Linked DNA regions of Homo sapiens: region 1 is linked to region 2. A link is an interaction called in ENCODE POLR2A ChIA-PET data of the cell type or tissue named here. Cell type or tissue: B cell. All regions are shown on one strand. Each heading gives the region's core, and the rest is flanking DNA. Links, peaks and the distances in the headings are about the cores only.

Region 1 (3,030 bases), core at 243-2,742, 410 kb before region 2:
GGACTAAAGGCACGCACCACCATGCCTAGCTAATTTTTTTTTCGTGTTTTTAGTAGAGACAAGGTTTCACCGTGTTGGCCAGGCTGGGCTTGAACTCCTGACCTCAAGTGATCCGCCCACCTCAGCCTCCCAAAATGCTGGGAATACAGGCATGAGCCACCACACCCAGCCTTTAAACTGGTTCTTAAACTGTCTGTCCCTCGGTTTACCCATTATATGCTGTTCAGGGCACTGTGAAGATTAAAATTTAATTAACTATAGTAAAGAGTCTAATAGAATCCTTGGCACATGGCATAATTATTACTTTGTTATTATCATAATAGTTAAACTTACATCTCTGGAGGCATGATCCCAAAGCTAACATGAACTTGGCCCTCTGAACAATCAAATGCACTTTTGCTCATGCTTAACATACTTTGGTAACACCTACCTTTGATTTGTAACATTAAAATTTTCAAATTAAAGCCAGGCACAGTGGCTCACGCCTGTAATCCCAGCACTTTGGGAGGCTGAGGCAGGAGGACCACAAGGTCAGGAGTTCGAGACCAGCCTGGCCAATATGGTGAAACCCCATCTTTACTAAAAATACAAGAATTAGTTGGGCGCGGTGGCACACACCTATAGTCCCAGCTACTTGGGAGGCTGAGGCAGGAGAATCACTTGAACCTGGGAGGCAGAGGTTGCAGTGAGCTGAGATTGCTCCACTGCACTCCAGCCTGGGCAACAAGAGCAAGACTCCATCTCAAAAGAAAAAAAAAAAGAAAGAAAAAGAAAAAAAATTTTCAATTTGAAAAAACCTAGCCGGGCGCAGTGGCTCACACCTGTAATCCCAGCACTTTGGGAGGCCAAGGCGGGTGGATCACGAGGTCAGGAGATCGAGACCATCCTGGCTAACACAGTGAAACCCCATCTCTACTAAAAATTAAAAAAAAAATTAGCCGGGCGTGGTGGCGGGTGCCTGTAGTCCCAGCCACTTGGGAGGCTGAGGCAGGAGAATGGTGTGAACCCAAGGTGGAGCTTGCAGTGAGCAGAGATCATGCCACTGCACTCCAGCCTAGGTGACAGAGCAAGACTCCATCTCAAAAAAAAAGAAAAAAAAAAAACTAATTTTGATACCAAAACAGGTAGTCTTAAAACTTTATTTTTTAACAAATATACTAAATTCAGTATAATTAAGGGAAGATATGGGTCTGCAATATTAAAATAGTTAATAAAATTGAAGCCACACCAAAGATATTTTTTAACTCATTTTTGATATTTGCATCTAACCGTTTTTTTTTTTTTTTTGACATGGAGTCCCACTCTGTCACCAAGCTGGAGGGCAGTGGTGCACTCTTGGCTCACTGCAACCTCTGCCTCCCGGGTTCAAGCAATCCCCTAGGCGTGCGCCACCAGGCCTGGCAAATTTTTTGTATTTTAGTAGAGATGGGGTTTCACCATGTTGGCCAGGATGGTCTTGATATCCTGACCTCGTGATCCGCTTTTTTTTTTTTTTTTTTTTTGAGATGGAGTTTCACTCTTGTTGCCCAGGCTGGGGTGCAATGGCGCGATCTCGGCTCACTGCAACCTCTGCCTCCCAGGTTCAAGTAATTCTCCTGCCTCAACCTCCCTAGCAGCTGGGATTATAGGCATGTGCCACCATACCCGGCTGATTTTGTATTTTTAATAAGAGATGGGGTTTCTCCATGTTGGTCAGGCTGGTCTCAAACTCCCAACCTCAGGTGATCCGCCCACCTCGGCCTCCCAAAATGCTGGGATTACAGGTGAGCCACCGCGCCCAGCCAATCAGCTGTCTAGCCAGGTGCAATGGCTCACACCTGTAATCCCAGCACTGAGGGAGACCAAGGCAGGAAGACCACTTGAGCCTAGGGGTTCAAAACCAGCTTGGGCAACATAGGGAGACCACACACCTGTAGTCCGAGCTACCTGGGAGGCTCAGATGGAAGGATGGCTTGAGCCCAAGAGTTCAAGGCTACAGCAAGCTGTGTTTGCGCCGCTGCAATCTAGCCTGAGAGATAGAACAAGACCCTGTCTTAAAAAAAAAAAAAAAAAAAGAAAATCCATGTACTGTAGGAAATGAAAAAAAAGTTTTTTATTAATGGTCAAAAAAATTTTCAAAAAGTTTATTCTCTCAAAATTTAAGTACCAGTCGTGTCAGCAGTTACAAACACAAAAATATTATTTCAAGAAAGAGGACTCATGTGATCTTTCAGAGTCAATAATGTAGCGACAAAAGTAAAGATATATTTTCCCAGGTAAAGGCAGAAGTTCTGTTATTCACAGCAACTTCCCTTCCCCAGCCTTTCATGCTCTATTTCTAATCTTTCCATTCTACTCTTTTTCTAAATACACACACACACACACACACACACACACACACAGAGAGACAGAGAGAGACAGAAAGAGAGTGAGCGCTGAGAGAGAGAGTACTGAGTAACTACTACTTTTGATCAATTTTCTAAACAATTTATTTCAACCCTATTTTTTTCCTAAAAGCCTAGCTTATCCTACTTTAGGAGAAAATAGTCAACTGAAATTTTTAACCTTCAGTAGTCTTTTTACAATTAGAATAGCTGAATCAAGATAAGTGGGTCTGAATAGTTTGCTCTTCGTAAGACTGATATGTAAATATTCCATATACTTTATCTAATCTTGTGGTCTGGCCCTATAAAAGCAATCAGATACATAACCCAAAATAGCTAAGTGCCTCCAAATAGCATACCAAAAATGTGGACCCATCCACTAATCTCTTCAACAAATGCTTCAAGCCCCAAAATAATAGCAAAGTTCTCTTCAAACACAACCAGTTTGTTAAGGGTGCGATAAAACAAGCACTCTCATATAAAATTAATGGGAGTATAAATTAGTACATTTCTACTATAAAGAATTTTGGCAATATGTGTCAGTAATTCCAACTTTTAGGCAACTATCATTAAAAGAGAGACAAATGTGTATAAAGATTTGTATACCCAGTTATTCATTTCAGCCTTATTAACAATAGCAAAAATTTATTATATCCCAAATAACCAG
Region 2 (2,739 bases), core at 240-2,739:
TTATGAGGCACACTAATGCCTGGCAAAGACATTCAGAAAAATACCATGTTATCAGAACGACAAGAAAAAATAATGTCTTACAAACCCCATATCCTAGGAATAATACCCTGAAGCTACCCATCTAATTCACCACTTAGCAAGTAATACTAAAAACAAACAAATAAAAAACATCAAAAACCACCTGAGTAGCTGAAGCCTCTAGCTTCTAAGACAGACCTTGGGAAAGACTCACCATTTTGTTGGGGCTGATAGCCTGGCTGCTGCGGGGAGTGCATAGGTGGCAGTGGTCCCAGGGGCCCAGTCATCTGGGTGCCAGGGGGCAGAGCTTGAGGAGGTGAAGACACATGGTTGGGCTGGCTCACTGAGGGCCCTCCAAAACTCTGTCCAGGCAGGAGTGGACCAGTCATCGAAGGCAGCCGAGGACCCCCTGAAGCTGGGGGTGTGAAGCTGGAGGCCTGTGATGGGGCAGATCGCTGGGGAGTCTGGATCCCAGGATGACCTTGGGCCTGGCTAAGGGGAGGAGCCTGGCCCTGAGGATAGGAGCCATACAGACCAGAGTTAGGGAAACTTCCTGAGGCTGAAGCCAGCGATGTTGGTGGGCCTGAGAAGTAGAATAAAGGTAGAGTCAAAAGCCCAGTCATTCTGCCTCCTTGTTCGGTATATCACTTCCCTTTCCACACAAGAGGGGCAAATATGACTGTCCCATCTTCTGAGGCTCAGAGGCACAGGAAATACAAGGGAAATAAAAGAGATTCAGGTATAACCCCAGAGTCTGATGCCTCTGAACAGGGGACAGTAACATTCCTGTGTTCACAGCCACTCACCAAAGCCCAGCCCTGAAGAAGGAGGGGCTGGGGCCACAGCACCGCTGATCTGCATTCCAGACAGCTGCGTAGCCACCTGTGCACTTGTCGGGGGAGGGCCATAGGGCTGAAGCACAGGTGGCTGGTTGCCCACAGGGGCCAATGGGGACCCAAATGGCTGAGACCCAGGCAGCCTGTGAAAAGAAAGCAAGCAGAGGTGACTAGTGGGGCCAGGACACCCTTTGAAGTCTACAGAAGTGTCACATCATACAGGAAGCTACATTGTTTTGTGACATCTTACTCTCACACCCTGAGTTCTTTTATGGCTTCATACTTTTGTATATTTGTGGGTAAATTATATTCCTGATTATTCATGGCAAATCTTGTTTTCCATTAAGCTCACTCCACAAACATAAACCAAGCACCTTCAGGTCAAGTACTATTTACTCTGCTAACTAAATTACTGCTTCCTCTGCTTCAATTCTTTGACAAACCTCTTCAGTTTTGTAATCTGAAGCCCTGAAAGCACTGAAAGGGAAGGCACGCATAAGCATGCATGAACCTTAATAAATATGAAATCAAACAAATGCAGATTGATTGTCCAGCTTTTTTTTTTTTTTGAGACAGGGTCTCACTCTGCCACCCAGGCTGAAGTGCAGTGGTGTGATCACAGCTCATTGCAGCCTCAACTTTCCAGGCTCAGCTGATCTTCCCACCTCAGCCTCTCAAGTAGCTGAAACGAAAGTCACACGCCACCATGCGTGGCTAGTTTTCGCATTTTTTATAGATACGGAGTCTCGCCATGTTGCCTAGGCTGGTCTCAAACTCCTGAGCTCAACGAATCTGCCCGCCTCAGTCTACCACAGTGTCTTTCCAATATACTTTCCATTCAGTGTCTCCCTCTCTGATTATTCCCATCAGCACAAAAACATACAAACATCTCACACACACACACACACACACAAAAACCAACTATAGTGGAAACATCCCAAATGTCTATCAGCAGAAGAATGGATAAACAAAATGTGGCATGTAGCTACACAATGAAAAACCACTTAACCACAAAAAGGAATGGAGTACTAATATACACTACAACATAGTTGAACTTTGAAAATATTATGCTAAATTAAAGAAGTCAGTTATAAAATATCACATAGTATATGATTCTATTCTAATGAAAAGTCCAGAATAGGGAAATCTTTAGAGACAGAAAGTAGATCAGGAGTTGCTTAAGGTTGGAAGAATAGGGGAATGGGGGAATAGCTAAACAGGGGTAGTTAAAGAATGCAGTATTTCTTCTTCAGATGATGAAAATGTTCTAAAACTGACTGTAGTGATATCTGTCAATATACTAAATTGTGACAGCACATATCTGTCAATATATTAAAAACCACTAAATATACAAAAACACTTTAAACAGACGAATTGCACAGTATATGAATTATATCTCAAAAAACTTTTTAAAAATCCAACCAAATTACCTCACAGCCCCCTCAAACTTTTGCTCCCCTTTTAGCTAAACATTACAAAAGAATAGGTCTATACTCTGTCTCTACTTTTTTTTTTCTTTTCTTTTCTTTTGAGACAGAGTCTCACTCTGTCGCCCAGGCTGGAGTGCAGTGGTGCGATCTTGGCCCATCACAACCTCCACCTCCTGGGTTCAAGCAATTCTCCTGCCTTAGCCTCCCGAGTAGCTGGGACTACAGGTGCCCACCATCATGCCTGGCTAATTTTTGTATTTTTAGTAGAGACGGGGTTTCACTATGTTGGCCGGGCTGGTCTCGGAACTCCTGACCTCGTGATTCGCCCGCCTCAACCTCCCAAAGTGCTGGGATTACAGGCGTGAGCCACCGTGCCCAGCCTTACGTTTTTTTTTTTTTTTTTTTTTTTTTTTTGAGACAGGGTCTCGCTCTGTCACCCAGGCTGGAGTACAATG

What was found. Peaks named below come from ENCODE experiments on the same cell type or tissue, not always from the same donor. Only the 100,000 strongest peaks of a DNase experiment are listed, where the experiment ranks them.
Region 1: POLR2A ChIA-PET joins it to region 2 with 14 read pairs; 1 of 35 experiments calls an interaction of 5 or more read pairs at or near these places.

The regions. Positions count from the first base shown.
Region 1 is chr10:74,171,162-74,174,191 of GRCh38, reverse strand. The region is part of intron 1 of ADK (adenosine kinase); the gene reads right to left. Among named protein-coding and RNA genes, the nearest start is that of ADK, 21 kb to the right of the region's middle. In B cell, for the core only: no CTCF peak of the experiment used is centred there; no DNase peak of the experiment used is centred there; H3K27ac peaks cover 1,124 bases.
Region 2 is chr10:73,757,880-73,760,618 of GRCh38, reverse strand. It overlaps SEC24C (SEC24 homolog C, COPII component), which reads right to left. Exons shown (of 23, transcript NM_198597.3): 4 at 825-997; 5 at 233-601. Among named protein-coding and RNA genes, the nearest start is that of POFUT4, 13 kb to the left of the region's middle. RefSeq lists an enhancer at 745-844. In B cell, for the core only: no CTCF peak of the experiment used is centred there; no DNase peak of the experiment used is centred there; H3K27ac peaks cover 384 bases.